Regions from separate parts of the Mus musculus genome. Here regions 1, 2 and 3 are each linked to region 4. A link is a loop called in an ENCODE intact Hi-C map of the cell type or tissue named here. Cell type or tissue: heart. All regions are shown on one strand. Links, peaks and the distances in the headings refer to the core of each region. The heading gives the core; the rest is flanking DNA. Region 1 overlaps Gm40805 (a long non-coding RNA gene). Region 2 overlaps Tac2 (tachykinin 2). Region 3 overlaps Lrp1 (low density lipoprotein receptor-related protein 1). Region 4 holds the start of Nemp1 (nuclear envelope integral membrane protein 1).

Region 1 (5,565 bases), core at 437-5,436, 260 kb after region 4:
AAGAGGGCATCTGAGCCCATTACGATGGTTGCGAGCCACCATGTGGTTGCTGGGAATTGAACTCAGGACCTCTGGAAGAGCAGTCGATGCTCCTAACTGCTGAGCCATCTCTCAAGCCCCCCACTCCCCTGTTGACGTTCTGTAAGAAAAAAAAAAAAAAACACCCAGAGAGGAAAGGGTTTATCTCATCTTATTCCTTACAGTAGGTCATGAAGGGAGGTCAGGACAAGAACTCAAGGTAGAAACCTGAAGCAAGAGGCCATGGAGGAACACATTTTATTGGCTTGCTACTCAAGCTTGCTTGATCAGCGTGTTTTATTATACAGCCAGGGAGGACTGACTGTCCGGGAGGGGGACCACCCGCAGTGGCTCTCCCACTTCAATCATTAATCAAGTAAATACCCCCCAACACACAGACTTGCCTACAGGCCAATCCTGCGGGGACATTTTCTCAAGCGAGGTTACCTCTTCTCAACTGTTGTCTAACTTGTGTCAAGCTGACCAAAAAAACAAACAAATAAACAAAAAGAAAACAAACTAACACAGTCTTGATACCAGGCTTGGGGTCACCCTTTTGTTCACAAAGATGAAAGAAATGAAAAAATAGCATTTAAGCTGGGCGTGGTGGCGCACGCCTTTAATCCCAGCACTCGGGAGGCAGAGGCAGGCAGATTTCTGAGTTTGAGGCCAGCCTGGTCTACAAAGTGAGTTTCGGGACAGCCAGGGCTACACAGAGAAACCCTGTCTCAAAAAACAAACAAACAAACAAACAAAAAACAAAAAAACAAGCAAACAAAAAAAGAATAGCATTTAAATGGGAAATAAAATGTAATTTCAGCACTTTAAATGCAGAGGCAGAGGATCACAAGTTTGAGGATATCCTAGGCTATGGAGTGAATGAAAGGCCAGCCTGGGCCACACATTGAAACTCTGTTTCAAAAAGCCAAGATCTAACTCAACTAAAGCCCGTTTGCCTACCAGCTGTCTTAGGCGCATTCCTTTTGCTCTGAAGAGGCACCTTGACCAAGGTAACTTACAGAAGAAAGAGTTTATTGGGAAATTGCTTATGGTTTCAGAGAGTTGAGTCCATGATCATCGTGGAAGGGAACACGGTGGCGAGCAGGCACTGGAGCTGAGAATTTACCTGTGAAAACAACAATTAGCTCTAAAACGTACATAATTTGAGTCTTCTTTTCAGTTCTTCAAAGACAAGATCCTCTGTTTAGCCCAGTCTGACTTCAAACAAGCTTCCAGCATCCCTTTCCCAAGTGATGGGAACTCAGAAATGTACCACTATGCTCAGCTTATAACTTTTATTATTAGGATTATAAAATTGCAAGAAGTCAGTCATCTGGTGGTCACCCGGCAACTTCACTGCCCTCTACCTTCTTTACTCTGAAGCCATGACTAGGGTAACTCACGCAAAGTCAGGGCCTGTAATCACATGTGGCAAATATATACCAAGAATTAGACTTAATAGATGACTGATTTAGACTGTGTCTATTTCTTTTGGAAAGTATGTTACTGGCCTTGGCAGAGTTTCCCACTACTTCTGGAGTCACCGGGGCAAGCTCAATGGATACAATATCGGCTTGTTAATAAGAATTGAAAGTGGCCTGGAGAAATGGCTCATCGTGTAAAGAGTCTTGCTACTGGCAGCCAAGCTGGACAATCTGACTCAATTACCTGAACCCACATGGTGGAAGGAGAGATCTGACTTCCACAAGCCTCTACATGCACACCACGATACCCCTATTCTCCCAAATAAATGAATGTAGTTTCTAAGAATTAATGCAAAGATGTCTCAAGGCAATCAACAAATGTTGCTATTGCTTCTTTGTGGTAAATCTAACCTGTAACAATGAAAGGTCAGGACCGTGTCTCGTTCTGAGCACCTAACGCTGCAGTTGGGCATAATGCCCAGCGTGGGCTGATTGAGTTCAATTGAATCTTGAGCTGCAAAAGAAATGAGCTGGGTTAAGTACTGGACTGGGAGGAAACATTCTGAGCTGCAGTCTTACGAGCAATTATCTTCAGGGAGCGAGGTACTTGCTGTTCTTTTCTGCTTTATACTTCTGGCATTTTCCCCAAACCACGACTTCAAGGGCTGCAGCACAAGTTTGCTTCTAGAAAACGATGAGACCCTTCTCTCTCATTCTGTTTGGAAGTGTGGTTTTTACAGACACCATGAAGCCACACAGACATGCAAACACTGCTGCGTGTGTGCTGCGGTCCACCAATGGCGGACCACGTAGAGGCCGCGGTTCGTAAGATGACGTCACCTCAGACGTCACTGTGTCATGACCGTCTAAGTTTGTATAATACACTCCACGACTTTAGTACAAGGATGACAACCACTAGCACATTCTCTGAATGTGTTTCCATAATCAAGAAGCATGTGTCGTGGCTCTATAAAGACAATGAGGCAGCCCCGAGCAAGACCGACTTCCTTCCCTCTCCACTTCCCACTCCACACCGGGCTATGCTTTGACGCCTTCCAACTCACTATTTTAATTTACTGCCACATTTCCAAGCAATGTATTTGTGCGGTTTGTTTTTGATGTGGGTCTCATTTTCTATTGATTCTTCCTGTGGACTATGAGACTTCATCTGTTTCAGCGATCCACTCCTCCCCTTCCAAAGTATCAAGGTTAAAACTGAACAGAGAGATATGAAGCGTTACAGCATAAGGATTATGCAATCATTTCCAAGCTGTTTCGTTTCCCCTGGAGTTGATAACTGTTTTTATTTGCTTAGTTTTGGGTGTCCCTGTGACTTCCTGGCTTTGTTTATTGCTCTTCATGGACAAAACGCCATCATGCTGGGAACCAAATCAGAAAAGAAATAATTGTATCCTAGGATAAGCTCCAAGACCTGGAGGAAATGGAAGCTGGGTAAATTCGTGACATTAACAGAAATTAGAACAGTCTAATTCCTTGCCTTTGCTAACACTTTGACCTCAAAAAGTTAAAAGGAAGGGGCTGGAGATGGCTCAGCAGTTAGGAGCCTTCAATGCTCTTGCAGAGGACCTGGGTTCAGTTCCCAGAAACCACATAGCAGGAAAAAATAAAAAAATAAAAAATAAAAATTGTCTGCAACTCCAATTCCAGGGTCTCTGATGCCCTCTTCTGGTCTCTTCAGGCACTGCGTGAACAAACACAAACGGACCAAAAACAAAAAGCAAACAGAGAGAGAGAGAGAGAGAGAGAGAGAGAGAGAGAGAGAGAGAGAGAGAGAGAATGAATTGGTACATGCTACCACATGGATGGACCTTGAGGAGCTAAGTACAAAGGCCAAATATTATTTTAAATTTAACTCTCCCTAAGGATATTTGACTAGGAGTAGAGCATTGTTTGTGCAAGCTAAAGAAACTCCATTTTATACTAGGCAGCCATCTTGGTAGCCACTAGCCTTTTGTCTCTGACTGAAAATCCCTGAAAGATAAGTTCCTCATAACTCTGACTCAGTGACCCCCACCCAAAAATGTACAGCTGTGACTATCTACTTGCTATGATATATCTAGTTATATAATATATGATATATGGCACATGATGTATGACATATGACATGTATAACATGCTATATGATATATGATATCACGTGTAATATATAATACATATTATGTATAATATATAATGCATAGTAAATGAAATATAATAATAATATACAGTATGTAATAGGTAATGTATAATATATAATATAAAATGTATACTTATATGTACTGTATATAATATGTATGTGTTATATGCTATGTGTTATATTATGTATTGTATATTGTATGTTATATGTTGCTATATGTTATGTATGTATATATGTATTACATGCATTTAATATTATTATGTGTATATGTTTATATGTATTATATGTATGTGTATATTATATGTATTCTGTATTATATGTCATATAACATATTATATATTAATATTATATATATACATAATCTTCTATAAAGATACCAAAGATTGTTTTGAGTCACCTTAACTACTTAACTTGCCAGACAGGCCAATTTTTTTCTTGTTTTCATGGATATTGAAGGTCTTCTTGTGGTTTCACCTTTAAAGATTCTTCCCTCAACCCCCTTCTCACAGCAATCTCAAATTTGGCTCAGAGAGGATAGTTTGCCTGCATACACCTAGAATAAAATTAAATAAATCTTTTAAAATATTTTCTAAAATTTAACCAGAAGCATCCATTGGCCCAGGAAGATATCTCAACCGATTAAGCCCCTTGCCTCACAAACTCAAGGACATGAATTCAACCCAAAACCCACACAGAAGCACTAGGCACAGTAGCACATGTTTGTAATCTCAGTGCTGGGAAAGCAGAGGCAGGGGGATTCCTGGCCAGTCGGTCCTACCTCATTGGTGAGTCCCAGGCAAAAGAGAAAGGAACCTCATCTTAACATGGATGGACAGTGTTCCTGAGGATAACTCTCAAGATCGGTCTCTGGCCTCCACACACACGTTTGCTAATGTACCCATACCCATGTGAGCATGAACATACAGAGAGACATAGATAGACAGACAAAAGCAGACGTACACACATGCACACGCACATGCAAAGCACTTACTGCCTTTACAATGTCTATTCTCCCAAATCCAGGTATCTTCCAGGTCGAATATATTAAAGCTTAAGGGACAAGCTCCTAGGTTGGAATGTGGCCATTCAGTGGAAGGGAAAGGAAGATGTTGCAGGCAACCTCGCAGAATATAAGGAGGTTGCACTGACAATATGACGGTAATAACGAACAGAACCTCACTTCACTGAGCCAGGGGATCGTAGGACAGTCCAGTTGTCTGGAGTAAAACACAAGGAAGAATTCAAAAAGAGAATTAATGCCTCCTGTCAATCACTGCAAACCCCAGCTGCAGGAGAGGTTGAAGTTGAGCATTTGTATAACATCAGAGTGGAAAGTAGGAACAGGGAAAGCATGTGGGCAAGGTTGTTATTGTGTGACTAGAGGGATGGTCTCAGGATCTGCTGCTCTGATCCTGAGCTGACCCAGTAGAGATTGCATAAACAGAAAACCATTCACTTGAAGAGGAATAGTAAAATCGGTGGGAGAGCCGAGCGTTAGATCCAAGACATGGCACTAGGGTGCAGACCAGCATTCTGGCAAGGTTTAGCAGGGACAGATGGATTGAGGCCATAGGATGGAGTATGTCATCCAATGTCAGGAAGAGTTGGACAGACTGGTGTGGGAAGCCACATATGCCATTACAAGGTGGCGCTGGCTACCGCTGGCCATCACCCATAAGTTTGGGTAAACAACCAATGTGCGCATGTGCAGTAGAGTTTTTTTGCCGAGTCACTGCCTGGACCGAGGTATGTAAATGAGGTGCTGAATGCATGACCAATCGGGTGTAGATATGTAAATGAGGCATGTAAATGAGGTACTGGATGCATAGACCAATCGGGTGTGGACATGTAAATGAGGTACTGAAAGCATAACCAATCGGGTGTGAGACATGCCTCTCCTAGGCCTATATAAGCAGCGCCAGTTCTGGGGCTTGGGGTCTTTTCGCCTCTGCAATCAAGCTCTCCCAATAAATGTGTGCAGAAGGA
Region 2 (5,565 bases), core at 176-5,175, 60 kb after region 4:
GTGCCTGCTCCTGCTTCCTCTTCTCCTCCCCTGCCTGTAAGGTCCTCCTGTTGGCTCCCTTCCCTACTCTGCATAGAAGCTGCATATGAACAGCCTCAACCCCATAGCAATTATGGTTTCTGTAGTGTCCTGCATTAAAAATGCTATCTCTCTTCGTCAACAATAAAGGGTTTTTACAAAGGAGTGACTGATGCAATAGGCTGGTTGATGAACGAGTGGGCTTTTCCATAAATACATACATGCAAAAAAAAAAAAAAAAAGATGATACAGGGCCTGGAAGGTGGTTCAGCAGGTAAAGGGGCTTGCTGCACAGGTCTGAAGGCCTGAGTTCAATCCCTGGATCCCTCACAGGAGGAGAGATTGTTCTCTGGACCCCACATGTGTGCCATTGCAGGAGCCACTTTTCTTACACACCACATACATGCACATGCATGCACACACACACACACATATGCACACCAATTTAAACAAAACCCTACATATGGTATTTAAGTAGACACACTTTCATTTTGGAGACATAATAACTGTTCTACGAGAGCCCTAAATAATTCTTCATACAATTAACAACTGATTTGGTGACTAAAAAAGAACAGATATACACTAGTGTGGTGGTGTACACCTGGAATCTCAGCACTCAGTGTGGTGGTACTCGGACAGACAGACCCCTGAAACGCTAGCATTCAGACAGACACCAGTTTGACACACACTGTAACCCTCAGGAAGTCGAGGCAGGAGGATCTTACGTTTGAAGTCAGTCTTGGCCACAAAGTGAGAATCTGATTCAAGAAAACAAAAAGAACCAACCCTCAGATTTGGATAGTTACTAACAATCAAGAACCTGCCTAGGCCAGTTCAGATAAAGGGAAAGCAGACATTCTGAAAGGCTTGCCTGTGTGTCTAAACGGAACCCGAGAAAATCCATTTAGCAACTCCAAATGATAGCGTGGGTTCTAACAGATCCTGGGGAAGATGGCAACCATTGTCACTGGCTGCTTCCTCTAGGTTACATCTGATTATTGCTGTCTTCCATCAGAGCAGCTGTGATATCTGGTGCATGAGGCCCTCCTGAGACTGGCTTATTAACATTCCCATGTGAAGGGCGAGATGGCTAAGGAATCCCTGTCCCGCCCCCCAAGGATGTGAAGTAGTAAACTATGGCAGGGGACGCCTTGAGGCTCATTTTAGTGTAGCTGCCTGGAAGTTCCACTGGACGAGACTTTCATGAGTGTCACCCATGCTGGGGTGGTGTTGGGAGGCTTTTCCACAACATAGCTACAGCTACCCACATAATGTGCTCTTGGCTGTAACTTCAAACTCCAAACTTAAATGTTCATCAAGCTGAACTCAGACACAGGTGTGTCTTTGGTCTGTTCTTGTCCTCTCTATCTGGGACCAATAAAAAAATGGAACCTGTATTAGGGTTCTCTAGAGTCACAGAACTTATGGGTAGTTTCTATATAGTAAGGGAATTTGTTGATGATGTACAGTCTGTAGTCCAACTCCCCAACAATGGTCAGCAGCAGCTGTGAATGGGAGTCCAAGGATCTAGCAGTTGCTCAGTCCCACAAGGCAAGCAGGTGAAGGAGAGAGAGCATCTTCCTTCTTCCAATGCCCTTATGTAGGTCTCCAGCAGAAGGTGTGGCCCAGACTAAAGGTGTGTGCCACTACCCTTGGATCTGGGACTTGCTTTGTCCCAGATGACCTTGAACTCAGAGATCTCCTTGCCTTAGTCTCCTGGGATTCATAGCCACTATGCCTCAAAATCTCCACACCGAGATCTGGGTCAGAAACTTGTATCTCCCAGCCTCAAGATTAGGATCACAGGTGAGCCTTCCAATTCTGTATTACAGTTCATTCCAGATATAGTCAAGTTGACAACCAGGAATAGCCACTACAGAGTCATCCCCCCCTCTCCTAAAAAAAAAAAAAAAAAAACCCAAAACAAAACAACCCACAATACCCATACATGGATTTTGTAGTATGGCAGGGTTGTGGACAAGCAGGTACAGCTACATTCAGTTGGGATGTAGGCAAGATGGGGAGGCTACTACAGAGGCCAAAGGAGAAGCAAATGTCCTCAGGATTAGCTGGCTGCTGTAGCCATGAAAGGGTAAAGCAGTCAATTACCTCCCAATGCTGGCACAGTGGAGTCCAGAATGTGGCCTGACATGCCATGGTTGGGTGTGCCTGTCTTTTCTTTTATCACTCTGATATGCTGATGATCCCATGCCACCAATGGGCGGTCCCCAGGCTCCTAGCCTTGGCCAGGTGCAGGAGAAATGCAGAGTTGACACTCAGCCTTACCTACCAGGCAGCACCAGGTCAGGGCTTTGGAGCCGGTGCTGATTCCTGCAGTTCTTCTGCCCCGGGGAAAGTTCTTGTTTCTACCTGGGTCCTCCTTTGACTGACAGCACCACAATGGGCAAAGGAGAGAAAGCTGTCCATGCATAGCCGGCTCACATGACCACACTTGATGGTGACGAGGGCTATAAGGGAGAATGAGATGTTGGTAACCTCTCCCTCACCCCCGAGGAAAGGGGGAAGGGTCTACACAGGATGCTGTTGGGGAGGGTCCTTCAGGAGGTTGTTGGCTTCCGGGAGTGAGGAGGGGGATGGGAAAGGACTCAGTTATCTCTGAGGGGCTGGCTGCTGGGAGTTTGACCATGCTCCAACAAGGGCAGCACAGATTGTATTTTATGTTTATGTGTGGTTTTTTTTTTTTGTTTTTTTTTTTGTTTTTTGTTTTTTTGAGGTAGGGGGCACTAGGGTGGGAGAACAAACCTTGGAAAACAGGGTGTGTGATTGGGATATGTAAATTCCCAAATAATCAATAAAAATATGCTGGGGAAAAGAAAAATGACCCCACTCTAGATTTTAGGGTCGTTCCCCACAAGTCATCTCTCGGACCTTCCAAAAGGACTGTCTGCAGGGTATTTGAGACATTCTGGGAGAATTCCTTAGGGCTGTGGAAGGGTTGGCTCTGCTCAAACCTGGAGTCCGGCATGTCTGCTGAGCTGCATGTGACAACTGTCAGCCAAGCAGACCATAAATGCAGAGAGGTTGCTCTCTGGTGGAGCTAACAAATACTACAGTTCCAGGAAAAACCAGTCTCTTTCTCTTTCTCTCTTTCTCTCTCTGTATATTATCTTCTGTCCCTCCCTTCCTCCCTCCTCCCTTTCTTTCCCACCCCGAACCCCCGAACCTCCATGTAACCCAGTCCAGGCTGACCTTGAATTCACTATGTAGCCCAAGCTGGTCTCAATTCCCCAAATTCCCCCTGCCTTCTAAACTCTGGGTTAATGGGTGTTTGGTACCACACCCGTCTTTTCAAAATCCTATTTACTTTACTTAGAGCAGTGAGACCCTCCCCCTACTAAACTCTGGGCTAAATTCCCACTTGGCTTTGTGCATATGCATCGTTGTGACTGTCATTTACTTTAACATCTCTAGATAATGAACAGTATACATTATGAACTACAGCTTCCATGTGGTTTGTTAGCTGGTGAAGTTGACTGGACTCCATACTCCAAAGGCAGCTGGTGAAAGAGGTTGAACAGATCTTGTGAGTCCCTCTGGAGTCATGTCTGAGCTGTGGGGGCTGGAGGCTTAGGACAAGGGGGTGTGGACCGCTTCAGAAGTTCTTTGGGGTGATTGCAATCTCCATTTATTAGGATACCAGCAGCCCAGTCCAGTAGTGTCAGGGTAGCAAACACGAATCAGCAGTGGTGGCGGGATCCAGCAGAAACAGCCAGGCCTCCTCCAAATTGACTGAGTCAGGTGGGAATGACCAGGGCTGGCCAGGACACCAGGAACAGCTCTCTGCCACGCCTCTCTCAGCAAAGCGTTGCAAGGCTAGACATGCAAGGGTCCTGTCACTGTCCATTGAATCCTATTTACACTTTTTCCAAACATCACATGTCCTCTCATGAGTCTTGCCTCAGCAAAACACCACCATGAGTCTGCTTCAAATGACACAACCAGAGACTTCCACTTCAGGGGGCTGCCTTGCCCATCTGTGGGAGCTGGTCCTGTCATTGGAACATAGTACCAACCTGAAAGGAACTCTTCCATGGAAGAGCAAACTGAAACGCCTCACCCCAAACCATAAGAACAGGTTCCATGGCTGTTGTGTGACTGTCTTAGTTAGATTTTACTGCTGTGAACAGACACCATGACCAAGGCAACTCTTATAAGGACAACATTTAATTGGGGCTGGCTTAGAAGTTCAGAGGTTCAGTCCATTCTCATCAAGGTGGGAACATGGCAGTATCTAGGCAGGCATGGTGCAGGAGGAGCTGAGAGTTCTACATCTTCATCTGAAGGCTGCTAGCAGAATACTGGCTTCCAGGCAGCTAGGATGAGGGTCTTAAAGCCCACACCCACAGTGACACACCCACTCCAACAAAGGCCACACCTCCAAATAGTGCCACTCCCTAGGACGAGCATATATAAACCATCACAGTGAACCTTTGTGGGAGACAAATGACTGTTCATTCCAGATAAGTCACCAATGACAGACCAAAGAAATGACTGCGTTTCAAGTCTAGCCTGGTGAAGCAATGTGTTTAATTAGGCTTTACAGGAGCAGGAGTGAGGGGTTATTAATAAAGTCTGGGTAGCTTACAGGGGCGACATCACCGAAGAAAATAATCTCAGCAATCATTAACTACTTATTCACCCTCAGGGAGATAGAGGCTGCCCTCCATCCCAGCAGCCAATAACTTCCTGTGCTGGTTAGTTTCTTGTCAGTTTGTCACAAGCTTGAGTCACCTGCAAGAAAGGAACCTCAGTGGAGAAAATGCCTCCATGAGACCAGGTTGTGGGTAAGCCTGTGAGATATTTACTTGTTGAAGATCTATGTGGGTGGGACCAGCCCAAGGTGGGTGGTGCCCCCCCTAGGCAGGAGGTTCTGAAGTAGAAGCAAGCCAGTAAGCAGAGTTCCTCCATGGCCCCTGCTTCAGTTTCTTCCTCCAGGTTCCTGCCTTGGCTTCCGTTTATGATAGAACATAAGCTGTGAGCCAGGTAAAGTAAGTCTTTCCTCTACGAGTTGCTTTGGTCACAGTGTTTTATCACAGCAATCTATACCCTAACAAAGACACTGCCTATATATCCTGTAAAGGGGTGGGACCTCATGAGAGCCCTTCCCTCCCATAAGTCCAGTCTTAATGCAGATATAGTCAGTCACAGCTGTAGAATAATTCAAGAGGACAAATGCGTTGTCATGCTCCAAGGATGGCGATCTACAGCAGTCCCCTCTTTCCCTGACTCTTGTATATGTTCTTCCTCGCCTCTGTCATATTTTGTTAACCCTGACATTCAGGAGGAGAAAAGGTCAAGTCCATGACTGTCCAATTAAAGCAGGCTGTATTTTTGGGTGAACCTAGGACAGGCCAGCTGGCTACCAGTTGGCTAAGTCGGGATTTGAGTAAGCAGTCCCTGCCGGCCTTTGGAAGGCTCTTCTATTGGAGAGATAAGGTGTTCACAGGGCCAAGAGGATTGGTTGACACACATGGTGAGAACAGAAGGGAAAAAGGATGGGTGTCATGTGCATGGGGTTGCACGCAA
Region 3 (5,565 bases), core at 129-5,128, 100 kb before region 4:
ATACTTTTTAATTTATTTATTGTTACTGCCCTCATTTGCAGCATTAGAGACTAGTCCCAGGACCAAGCATGTTAGGCAAATATCATGTTAGCTTCTTATCTATGTATCTATGTATATCTATGTATCTCTATGTATCTATGTATATATCTATTTACCTACACCTATGTTTATTATCTAAAATCTATCTATCTATCTATCTATCTATCTATCTATCTATCTATCATCTATGCATCTATATATGTATCTATTTATCTATCACCTATCTATTTGTCATCTATCAATCTATCATCTACCTATTTATACATCTACCATATATCTATTATGTATCTATCATGTATCTATCTATCTATCTATCTATCTATCTATCTATCTATCTATCTATCTATCAATCTATGTATCTATGTATCTATCTATCTATGTATTTATCTTAAATTTTTGAGGTAAGATCTTACTGAATAGTCCAAGATGGCCTCAAACTTGAAGTAATCCTCCTGTCTCAGCCTCTTGAGTGTTAAGCATATGCTACCACACCCAGCTTTCTCATACTCTACTTCAGCATGACCACCCTCCATCGTCTTAGGGCAGATTACTATTCTCGGTGACAAATGGGTTAAAGGCTGCCACCACCCTCCCTGGTCCACGTCTAACCCTGATGGTTACCACAGGGAAACTGATAGGGAAAGGCTCAGAACTAGGGTTATCGCCTTCATCAGCTCCAGGGTGTATCCGTACCTGATAGTCTACTGAGATGCCATTGGGCCAGCTGATGCTGACATTAACCAACACCACTCTCTCTGTGCCATCAAGGCGAGACCGCTCAATACGTGGGTAATGACCCCACTCGGTCCAGAACAAGTACCTGTGGGTAGGGATGGAAGTGGGGGTGAGAGTCCATCCCACTTAGAAGCTGGGCCTTGTCAGACTATACTGTGGTCAAGAGATCTAAGCCAGCTTGCCTAGCTCCTTACCCCTTCTCTGGGTGGACAGTGATGGCCCGAGGCTTGTCCAGACCCTGGGAAATGACCACATAACGAAAAGAGCCATTGAGCCGGGCAACCTCGATGACATCGAAGCCCTGGTCCGTCCAGTATATGTTGCCTGAGGAGGGAGTCAGTCGGTGGGGTTCAGGGAGATTGGTAGGGAGCCTTGTACCTGGTCCCCTTCCATCCAAATCTTCCCTGTAGCTCCCATTGGCTTCTGCCCATACCTTCAGACTTTACGTCCCCATGGCCTGTGCCTTTCCCCCAAAGCCTATTTTCCTTCTACCATTCATTTCACCTGCGATCCAGTCCACCGCGATGCCCTCCACACGGCCAATACCGTTGGTCACCACATCCTCTCGCCATGTCTGGTCACGCTTGGCCCTGCTGATGGTGCTTAGGCCCATATCCACCCAATAAATAGTGTCATTTTCTGGAAGCAGAGGGGCAGACATGAGAATGCCCCTCAATGCAGAGGCAAGGCAAAGGGTCAAATCACGAGGAGGGTCAGGATAGCACCGAATGGGGGCTGTGGGTGCCGGGTGCTTTCTTGGAAGTGGGGAGGCAGCAGGAAGGAGTGAGGCAGCTGCTACAGTCAGTACAGGCAGCCCTTCTAGGACTTTAATGTGTCACTCCCATAAACTACTGGGGCATGCTGACTAATCCCCGGGACAATAGCTCACCGGCATGGAAGTCGATTCCGACAGCCAGTGAAGTTCCGGACACTGGGACCAGGGCATCCGACTTGTCATTGGGATCTAGTGGAATCCCCCGAATTCCCTCATGTACAGAGTACAGGAGAAAAGAGCCCACACCTGCAACACAAAAACACTTTAAGCATGAGCCTTGCTGACAAAGCTAGGTTCCTGTCACCCTCAAACTGCTTTTCTCAGCTTCCCCTTTGGCAGTTTCTTCTACCCATCTCCTGAACCTCTAAACGCTCACACCATGTGTGAGGCCCGGACCTTGGACAGGAGATGGCAACCTAACTGGCTTCTGAGAGCCCCAGCTCTGGGAGACCACCTGCAGAACCACTATTCACCACAAGAGGGCAGAAAGAGACTTACATTTCTTTCTCAGCACCCTGCCCCAGTCTTCCTTCCAAGGGCCTCAGGGGAGGTCGCAGCAGACAACCAGAGCAGCAAGACTCCAAAATCTAGATTCCCAGTTTGGCACTTGGTCTGACCTTAACTTTCTCATTGCCCTGCCTCTGCTCAGTTCCAAATCCTTTCCCAACATAAAGTTCTCAACATCCTGCTTGCCCCTGGGTCAGTCTTCTTTCCAGTTTTCCTGTTTTTGAGAAGGCACTGCTCTCTATGCATCCCAGAATCCTCCCTGACTCCCATCCCTTGAATACAATGTGTGCCCCAGTGAATCCCTCCATTAAGCCTTGGTTGCTTAAACTCTGTGAAAGAAGAGGAGGAAGAGGAGGAGGAAGAAGAGGAAAAAGAGGAAGAGGAGGAGGGGGGAGGAGGAGAAGAAGAAGGAGAAGGAGAAAGGAGAAGGAGAAGGAGAAGGAGAAAAAGAAGAAGAAGAAGAAGAAGAAGAAGAAGAAGAAGAAGAAGAAGAAGAAGAAGAAGAAGAAGAAGAAGAAGAAGAGACGACCACCACCACCACCACCACCACGTGCAGACACTAAAAGTCTCCCAAAATATGCTCAGTGTACTCAGGGTTCTGAGGAGCCAAACAGTAAAAACACAATGTTTACATGTTGCTCGGCCCAGGGTTCCTTTCTGTAACACCCACCCACATCAAAGCAGGAGGTTTCTGGCAGAGCACTTTGGGGAAAAGTGCTGTCCAAGGGCAAGCTTGTAAACCAGCAGGCTCTTGTGAAGTGCCTCCATGTCTCATCCCTTCCTTGCAAGCCAGTTGAGTAGCCAGGCCTCGGGCCTGCCTCCTCACGCACACACTCCTAATACTCTCCTAACTGGTCTGACTGCCTTGGTTCCTCCCTCCTCCATTCTGCAAGCCTTCTGCCCCTGGGTTAATCTCCAAACACCACTTTCTAGGCACTCCTGGCTGAGAACCCGCAGGTCCCCACCCTAGCTCAAAGCCTTATCACAGTCTTCCCACGCTGCCCTCGACAGGGCTCAGCGGCCCTGGAACTTGACTTCTCAGCTATATTTCTTGCCTCTTTTTTTTTTTTTTTTTTTTTTTTTTGATTTATTTATTTATTATATGTAAGTACACTGCAGCTGTCTTCAGACACTCCAGAAGAGTGCGTCAGATCTTGTTACAGATGGTTGTGAGCCACCATGTGGTTGCTGGGATTTGAACTCCGGACCTTCGGAAGAGCAGTCGGGTGCTCTTACCTACTGAGCCATCTCACCAGCCCTATTTCTTGCCTCTTATGTAGCATGAGTGTCTGTCTCCAAGGCGTGCACACATAGCTGGGATTTAAGTCAGGGCTCAGGGCATGTTAAGCACACCCTATTGTACCACCAACTTCTCTCTTCAAGGTACCAAGCATCAGATTCTACCCACTCTATAAACCCAGGGCACAGCACAGGGCACGCCTCTTCTGCCAAGCTGGCCTGCCTCTGTCAGCCGCCGGTGTCTATCTCACCAAAACCTACTGCAGGTCCTGAACAGTCACTAGCGCTTTGTGGTCCGGCTTCTCACTATGCTGGCCCCACTTTCTGGCTCCAGCTTTTGTCCGCAGTACCCAGAAAGGGGCACTGGATAAGCATTTAGCCCAGAAGCCTCCTGGTAACACACGATGAACACCATCTTTCTCAAACGCATAATGTAGCAATAGGGTAGAAGGGGTCAAGGCTGGACAGAGAGGAAATGCCGGGAACTGACCCTCACAGGCCTGCTGTCCGCTCCGGAGGCTGTAACCGGCTGTACACATACAGGAGCGAGTCGTCTCTGATGTTGGCAGGCAGAGCTGGGAACAGTCTCCGTTGTTGACACTGCAGGGGTTGGTGCCCTCATGCTCTGCGGGAGGACACAGGAGTGAAAAGAAAGGGTGAGCCTTGGTGGGGGACAGGCTTGGGCTGCTCAGAGAGGACAACAGTCACTGGATTCACCCTGGACCTGTCAGGGTCACACCCAACCCAATTCTTAGGTCTCATGTCTTCTTAGATCCCTGGACCTTCTGGCCAGACTGAGTCTACATTTCACACGAGTGGGGGTAAGGTAAAAAGCCCTCCCTCTATGCCCTCACCACCCCCCCCCCCCGTTCTGGAGGCTGCTCATGGTCACAGCCCTGCAGTCTCTCTGCCACCCCTCATCCCTCCCGCCGCAGACCCCCTCCACACACCACATTGTGCGCCCACTGCATACCTAGCTGGATGCTCTCGTCATACACCTTCATGTGCATAACCAACGTGGTACTGTTCCGCAGCACCACGGACCCAGAGCCATCGGCTTTGTTGCACGTGCCCATCTTCTCTGACACCTGATCTGCCCACCACAGCTTGTCCCCTGGGGCAACAGGAGGGAATAAGACTCTTGGGAAGGCTCTTTCCTAGTCCTCTTTTTCTTTTAAATATAGATTTTTTTTTTAAATTAAGATTTATTTATTATATGTAAGTACACTGTTGCTGTCTTCAGACACTCCAGAAGAGGTCATCGGATCTAATTGCAGATGGTTGTGAGCCACCATGTGGTTGCTGGGAATTGAACTCAGGACCTCTGGAAGAGCAGTCAGTGCTCTCAACCACTGAGCCATCTCTCTAGCCCCCCCAGCTCTCTTGCAGAAGTCATTAGGCTTGCAGGGGGTGGAAAGTGGCCTTCAGGATCTCCCCCATCACCTGTTCAGCTGTGCCTAGCCTGCTCTCCTTCCATCCCTCCTTCCACCCGAGCCCTCACCCATGATGGCCAGGGCAGTGGCCTTGCCCAGCTGGCTCCGCATGGTGTCGATGACCTCCAGCTCGCTCCCATCCAGATTGCAACGGTTGATTGTGTGGTTCCCAGAGCTGATCCAGTAGAGTTTGCTCTCAGGGAAGTCAATGGCCAACCCTGGAAGAAGAGTGGGTGTCAGAGCCATGGAGCCCTCCCTGAACCTTGTGGCTCTGGGACAAGGTATAGTGAGAGTAGGCACCAAGCTGGAAGCTGGAAGAGGCCTAAGGCACCAGAGAGACACTAGGAGCATCTCCTAATGGAGCTAGATGCCTGCAGGAGCAAGAAGGGCAAGTGCATACCCACAGGGCCCTTCTGGCCACTGAAGAGCAGAGTGTGGTTGCTCCCATCCATGTTGGCCATGCTGATGTTGTCCCCATCAGTCCAGTAGAGCTTGCTGGGAAAGGAACCAAGAATTGGGTAAGGGTCCTCCCCTCCCCTCCTCACACAGGTGCTCCCCAACCCTGGGCTGCAGACTGACCCACGAAGCGGGTGGACGACCAGGCCGTGGGGCTGCTCCAGGCCCTGCACCACCGCATTCTTGAAGGAGCCGTCCAGCCGGGCCACGTTAATCTGCTTCTTGTTGGTGTCGTAACTTGTCCAAAACAGATTTCGGGAGACCCAGTCCACAGCCAGCCCGTGGGCGTTGGGCAAGTCTGGGGGCACAAATAGGGAGTCCGTGGTTGGTATTTGCAGGGTATAGGCTGAGGAGAGTGTGCTACCTGGGGAGTGAGGGTCA
Region 4 (5,565 bases), core at 379-5,378:
GCTGTTTGGAGATATGGTAGGACCATAAAGACTCAAACACAGAGTAGAAGGAACAGACCTGCATTTAGGAGAGAGGAGGGCTGTTTTCCAGAGGGCACCAGGACAGTGACTAGATGGCTCCCAAGAACCTCCAGGACATGTGTAAAGGTGGAAGGAGAGAATGGAGTCCATGAAGTTGTTCTGACCACCTGCCCAAATCATTCATGCCACACAATAGAGGGCTTGTTGTTGTTTTTGGTGGTGGTGGTGGTGGTGGTGGTGGTGTTTTTTTTACAAAGAGGGTGAGGAAGAGATGGGGTCAGTGAGAAGAATCACCATTTCCAAGTCTGAAGGTGTGAGGTTCAGCCTGGTGACTCACGAGGTCTGTATGTATCTCCAACCCTAAATACATTTAAAGAAGTAACAAAAAATTAAAAAAAACTAGCCGGAGCCGGGTGGTGGTGGCACACGCCTTTAATCCCAGCATTTAGGAGGCAGAGGCAGGTGGATTTCTGAGTTCTGGGCCAGCCTGGTCTACAAAAGTGAGTTCCAGGACAGCCAGGGCTATACAGAGAAACCCTGTCTGGAAAACAAAACAAAACAACAACAACAACAAAAACCTAGGGGGGGTAGCTTCAAAGAAAGTAAAAGCCATTCCTTCCCACAGGGAAATGCCAGCGAGGATGGCAAGGGCTGGGTGGGTCAGTGGCAAGGGGAGACCAGGACAGACGCAGGAGGATTTGGTCATTGATTGGTTCTGTTACCTTCATCAAACAGTTGACAGCTTCCATCCTTTTTCAGTTAACTTCATCAAACAGTTAGTGGCTTCAAACCTTCAGAATTCCTACATCCAAAAAGTTACAGACATGATTCTTTTAGTTCTGGGGACTGGGGATACAGTGTCATGGTAGAGCACTGGCCTAGCTTGTAGGAGGCTGGTTTTTGTATGTTTGTTTGTTTTTGTTTTTGGTCCCAAAACACAAAAGAAACAAACAAAAAGCCCCAAACCAAGCCCCTCTAATCTGACTAGAGTCATCTTATGACAGAAAACAAGAGCAGCTTGCAAGGGGTTGGGTTGCGTCCCTCCTCAGGCTTGCTGACACCATTCTTCCTACATCTTACTACTCAAACACTTCTTTCGTAATTCTATGCTGCCTTAGATGGCCGTGCGGTTGCTCTCCTCTCTCTGTCTCTGTCTCTCTGTCTCTCTGTCTCTCTCCCTCTCTGTCTCTCTCTGTCTCTTCCTTTGGATATTTTCAAGACAGGGTTTTTCTGTGTAGCCCTGGCTGTCTGGAACTCCCTCTGTAGACCAGGCTGGCCCTGCCTGGTCCTCTGCCTCCCAAGCCCTGGGACTAGAGGCATGTGTCATTATCTCCTTTTTGGTTGCTCTTTTATATAGTGAATGTGCGCCAGGTTATCCTTCTAAATTAAAAACAAACAAAAAAACATCAAAAACTCCAAACCTGAAACATATTTACCAACATAGTATTTACACTATTCACTCAGCAGCCTGGGCCTGAGTATTTTGGCTATTTGCATAAATCAGATCCACCTGCAGATAATGAATGTGCATTATAGCCACCAAAGGTGACTCTTGAAATGCTTTGAAGAGTCTCCTCAGTGCTAAAAGACATGGACTGCTTCACTCGCTCTCTTTGAATGACAGCACTCATTTGGGTGATGAAAGTGTAACATGTTTAGAGATAACCTAGTCTCATCATAGCAGTGGTGAGTGGTCAGTGATCTGATGGAGTTAGTTCCCAAACCTGAAAATAGTTCACCTGTTTTTGACTTTAGTGAGAACAAAAGAGAAAGCCCAGCCAGCAGTGAGAATGGGAAGGCCTGGCCTGGCCTGGTATGGAGGCCGGTGCCTGCGATTCCAGCACATGGGAGTTAGGGGTAGGAGTTGACAGTTGTCCTTAGTTATATAGGAAATTTGAGATGGCCTGGGGCACATGAAACCATATCTATACAATGTATATGTATATATAATATTTATATAATACACAAACACACACAGCCCAAGACCAGGCTGAAGCGATGGCTCGGTGGTTAGGCGGACTTGTTGCAAAGGGTCTAGGTTTGGTTCTATACAGCATCTGGCAGTTAACTGTCAGTTCAGTTCCAGTGCATCCACAGACCTTTTCTAACCAGCACATGCATCACACCCATTGGTGCACAAACATACATGCAGGCAGAACACCCATACACATGAAATAAAAATAAATCTGAAGACAAACAAACAAAAAAACACAGCAAAACCAGAAAAAGGGAAACGAAGGAAGAATGGGAGGGAGGGACAGAGGGAGGGAAGGCCTGGAAGACAAGCGAGGCGTGCCAGCATGGCAACACATATCTGTAATCCCAGCATTTGTCAGGCAGAGTCAGAAGGATCACTCAGACTTTGATGCCAGCCACATCTCTACAAGCTCCAGGACAGCCAGGGTCATATAGCCAAGACTCTGTCTAAAAACTGCACATCTATGGGCTGGCGAGATGGCTCAGTGAGTAAGAGTAAGTGGGTAAGTGGGTAAGCAGTCAGTGGACTGCTCTTCTAAAGGTCCTGAGTTCAATTCCCAGCAACCACATGGTGGCTCACAACCTGCTGTAATGGGACCTGATGCCCTCTTCTGGTGTGTCTGAGGACAGCTATAGTGTACTTATGTATAATAATAAATAAATCTTTGAGCCTGAGTGAGCGGAGCAGAGGTCCTAAAAATTCAATTCCCAACAACCACATGAAGGCTCACGACCATCTATACAGCTACAGTGTACTCATATACATGAAATAAATAAATCTTAAAAAAAAAACCACAAAAAGAAAAACCCATCTTTGACTTCCTTGAGCACTGAAAAGGTAGCAGAGACTTTCCATATATCTGCATCATCTCTTCTGCTACCTTCCACTGATACATAGGACTCACTGACTCATACATTAAGAAAAAACACGCTTAAGGTTTCATTCTGTTCTAATTTTCAGTTATGTCCTGTCATGAGTGCCTATGTAGTACCCTTGGAGACCAGAAGAGGGTGACAGGATCCCTGGAGTTACAGCAGGCAGAATGTAGTACCCTGTGGAGACCAGAAGAGGGTGACAGGATCCCTGGAGTTACAGCAGGCAGAATGTAGTACCCTTGGAGACCAGAAGAGGGTGACAGGATCCCTGGAGTTACAGCAGGCAGTGAGAATGTAGTACCCTGTGGATGCCAGAAGAGGGTGTTAGAATCTCTGCAGTTACAGCAGGCAGTGAGCCACCAGAAGTGGGTGCTGGGAAGAAACTCCGTCCTGTGCTAGATGGAGCAGTGCCACACTGTTCACTGTGGGGTCAGCTCTGCAGCTTCTATTACAGTTTTTGTCTATATTTACTGAGCTCAAACCCAAGTTTTCTGGTGCACAAGGCTCCTTCCCACTACATGGCTTGACATTTGCAGGTCAGGCAGAGAATATGTACAGTACTCACAGAAACCGAAGCAGGACCGAAAGATGGGCAGGGCGGACTGGCAGGGAAGAGGTGACTCACGCTTGCAATCTCAGTTTTGTTTTTCGGGCTTTTTTTTTTCTTCCTGTTCCAAGATCCATATTATATGACATGTGGTTCATCGTGTTTACGTATGCTCCCTTGTCTGGGATAGTTTGTTAGTCTTCCCTTGTTTCACATTAATGTAAGTTTTTGTTTTGAGGTTGGTTTTAGATGTGTAGTGCAAGCTAATCTTATTTGTGATCCTCTGACCTGAGTGTTTTGAATGCTGGAGTTAACAGATATGGACCAACACGCCTCCTGTTAACCTTGACATTAAAAGTTTTTTTTTTTTTTTTTTTTTTTTTTTATCAATCGATCCATTAATTGTGTGGGGGGTATTGTGTGCCACAGAGTCAGTATGGAGGTCCTGTGGGAGCAGAAGTTGGTTTTCTCCTGTCATATGAGTTCTAGGTTTACACAACCGAGCCATCGCAATAAGCCATCTATATGTGTGTATAAATGTGCATATACATGTATACATGTGTCTACACACAAGTGTGTGTATATATATGTGTGTGTGTATGTATGTGTATATATATATGTATATGTATATATATGTGTGTGTGTGTGTGTATATATATGTATGTATATACACACACATACAGGTTCTCACGGTTCAAACTCTATAATCCTGGCTACTCTTCAATTCTCAGCAAGCCTTCATTCTCAACTTCCCAAGTGATGGGATTACAAGCACGCCTTTAATCCCAGCACTTGGGAGGCAGAGGCAGGCAGATTTATGGGTTCAAGGCCATGGTCTACAGAGTGAGTTCCAGGACAGTCAGGGATACACAGAGAAACCCTGTCTCAAAAAACCAAAAAAAAAAAAAAAAAAAAAAAAAAAAGGTGCTTCAATTTTCAATTTCTGTAAGTGCTACACACACAGTGCCTGGACTGCAAGTACTGGGAGGCACCTAAGCCACAGAAAGAACTTAGATTTGAGCTCAGAACCTACTTTGTGTTTTTTCTCTCTCTCTTAGCCTTGGCTTTTTTTTTTTTTTTTCCCAAATGGAGAGGATAAGCTGTCTTAATTATCACTTGTTTCGTTTCAAAACCAGAAATGCTCGGGACTTGTAGTTTATTCCTGTGGCGTTGGTGATTGAAACGAGGGCCTTGTGCACAGTTTAGCTACATCTTCAGTCAAAAAAGGAAACCGAAGCCAAATTAATACTTTTTTTTGGTGTTTTGTTTTCTGTTTGTTTTTTTCTTGCAGTGCTGGGGATCGAAGTCAGAGTTTCTATCTCAGCTCTATCTCTACATTTTCAAACGTTGTTTATGCCTGCAAAACCTTGACAACGCACAATAATCCTGTACTTATTGCTGAAATATTTCAGAACTTTGGAGACAGGCTGGCAATCATTTTACCTTAAAAAACGGTCACGGGAGAACCTTACTCGTGAAGAGTTGCCACTGGCTAGCATGTCATAAAAGGGCCGAGGAAGAAAGGAAAGAAAAACTAGAAGAGACGTTTCGATGGAAACACGCAGTCCAGGAGGCCTCCTCTCATTCTGATTTCCTATTGGGTAAGCTTTCCATCAATCTCATTTGTAAATAAACCGCGGACGGAAGCAGATTGCGGGGAAAGGGCGGGCTCTTCCTGTCGTCACTGCCAGGATTGGCGTTGCTAGGAGGTGTGGCTCCTAGGGGCGCGGGAGGGCGGAGCGCGCGAGGCCCCGCCTGCTCCACGGGTGGGGGTGGGGGCGGGTCTCGCAGCCGATTGGCTGCCGGCGCTGCCCGTTCGGAGACAGTTGCTGAGGAGGGGCACGCGAGGAGGAGGCGGTGTGAGGCATCCATGGCGGGAGGAATCAAAGTGTCGGTGTGGTCGGCGGTTGGTCCAGGGCCCCGGTGCTGGGGGGCCGGGGGCGGCGGCGGCGCCACATGGCTGCTCTTGGTCGTCGCCGGCTGCGTGGTCTGCGGCTCAGGTACCACCCGGGCAGCGGCTGCCCAGGGGTCGGGCGCGAGGGCGTTAAATGTGGAAAAGTGGTTTCTTATCCCGAGGGTGCGGCCCGTTACTCGGAGCAGCTCGGGACGCTGAGTGAGACGCTCCAGGGACGGTCCGCACTGAC

Evidence for each region. Hi-C counts contacts between places; a loop is a spot of excess contacts. Peaks named below come from ENCODE experiments on the same cell type or tissue, not always from the same donor. Only the 100,000 strongest peaks of a DNase experiment are listed, where the experiment ranks them.
Region 1: it touches region 4 in a loop (3-fold over the local background); 9 of 42 quality-filtered maps call a loop at or near these places.
Region 2: it touches region 4 in a loop (9-fold over the local background); 18 of 42 quality-filtered maps call a loop at or near these places.
Region 3: a loop joins it to region 4, with 2.7 times the contacts of the local background. A loop is called at or near these places in 4 of 42 quality-filtered maps.

What each region holds. Positions count from the first base shown.
Region 1 is chr10:127,934,508-127,940,072 of GRCm38, forward strand. It overlaps Gm40805 (a long non-coding RNA gene), which reads right to left. Exons shown (of 5, transcript XR_872186.1): 2 at 4,571-4,796; 3 at 3,977-4,132; 4 at 1,854-1,956; 5 at 1,034-1,144. Among named protein-coding and RNA genes, the nearest start is that of Gm40804, 12 kb to the left of the region's middle. In heart, for the core only: a CTCF peak has its summit at 3,127 (motif pointing left); no DNase peak of the experiment used is centred there.
Region 2 is chr10:127,731,586-127,737,150 of GRCm38, forward strand. Tac2 (tachykinin 2) reads left to right here. Exons shown (of 7, transcript NM_009312.2): 7 at 1-183. Among named protein-coding and RNA genes, the nearest start is that of Zbtb39, 5.2 kb to the right of the region's middle. In heart, for the core only: a CTCF peak has its summit at 3,080; no DNase peak of the experiment used is centred there.
Region 3 is chr10:127,567,621-127,573,185 of GRCm38, forward strand. It overlaps Lrp1 (low density lipoprotein receptor-related protein 1), which reads right to left. Exons shown (of 89, transcript NM_008512.2): 30 at 5,308-5,482; 31 at 5,129-5,223; 32 at 4,797-4,946; 33 at 4,269-4,409; 34 at 3,786-3,920; 35 at 1,664-1,795; 36 at 1,279-1,413; 37 at 969-1,098; 38 at 733-859. Among named protein-coding and RNA genes, the nearest start is that of Gm16217, 26 kb to the right of the region's middle. In heart, for the core only: a CTCF peak has its summit at 2,007 (motif pointing right); DNase peaks (open chromatin) are centred at 2,021 and 3,871.
Region 4 is chr10:127,671,807-127,677,371 of GRCm38, forward strand. It overlaps Nemp1 (nuclear envelope integral membrane protein 1), which reads left to right and starts at 5,259. Exons shown (of 9, transcript NM_001113211.1): 1 at 5,259-5,421. The coding sequence starts at 5,292. Gm16230 (a long non-coding RNA gene) reads right to left here and starts at 4,953. Exons shown (of 4, transcript XR_872178.1): 1 at 4,865-4,953; 2 at 2,991-3,176; 3 at 744-823; 4 at 529-562. In heart, for the core only: a CTCF peak has its summit at 3,090 (motif pointing right); DNase peaks (open chromatin) are centred at 2,475, 3,145 and 5,125; H3K4me3 peaks cover 794 bases; H3K27ac peaks cover 688 bases.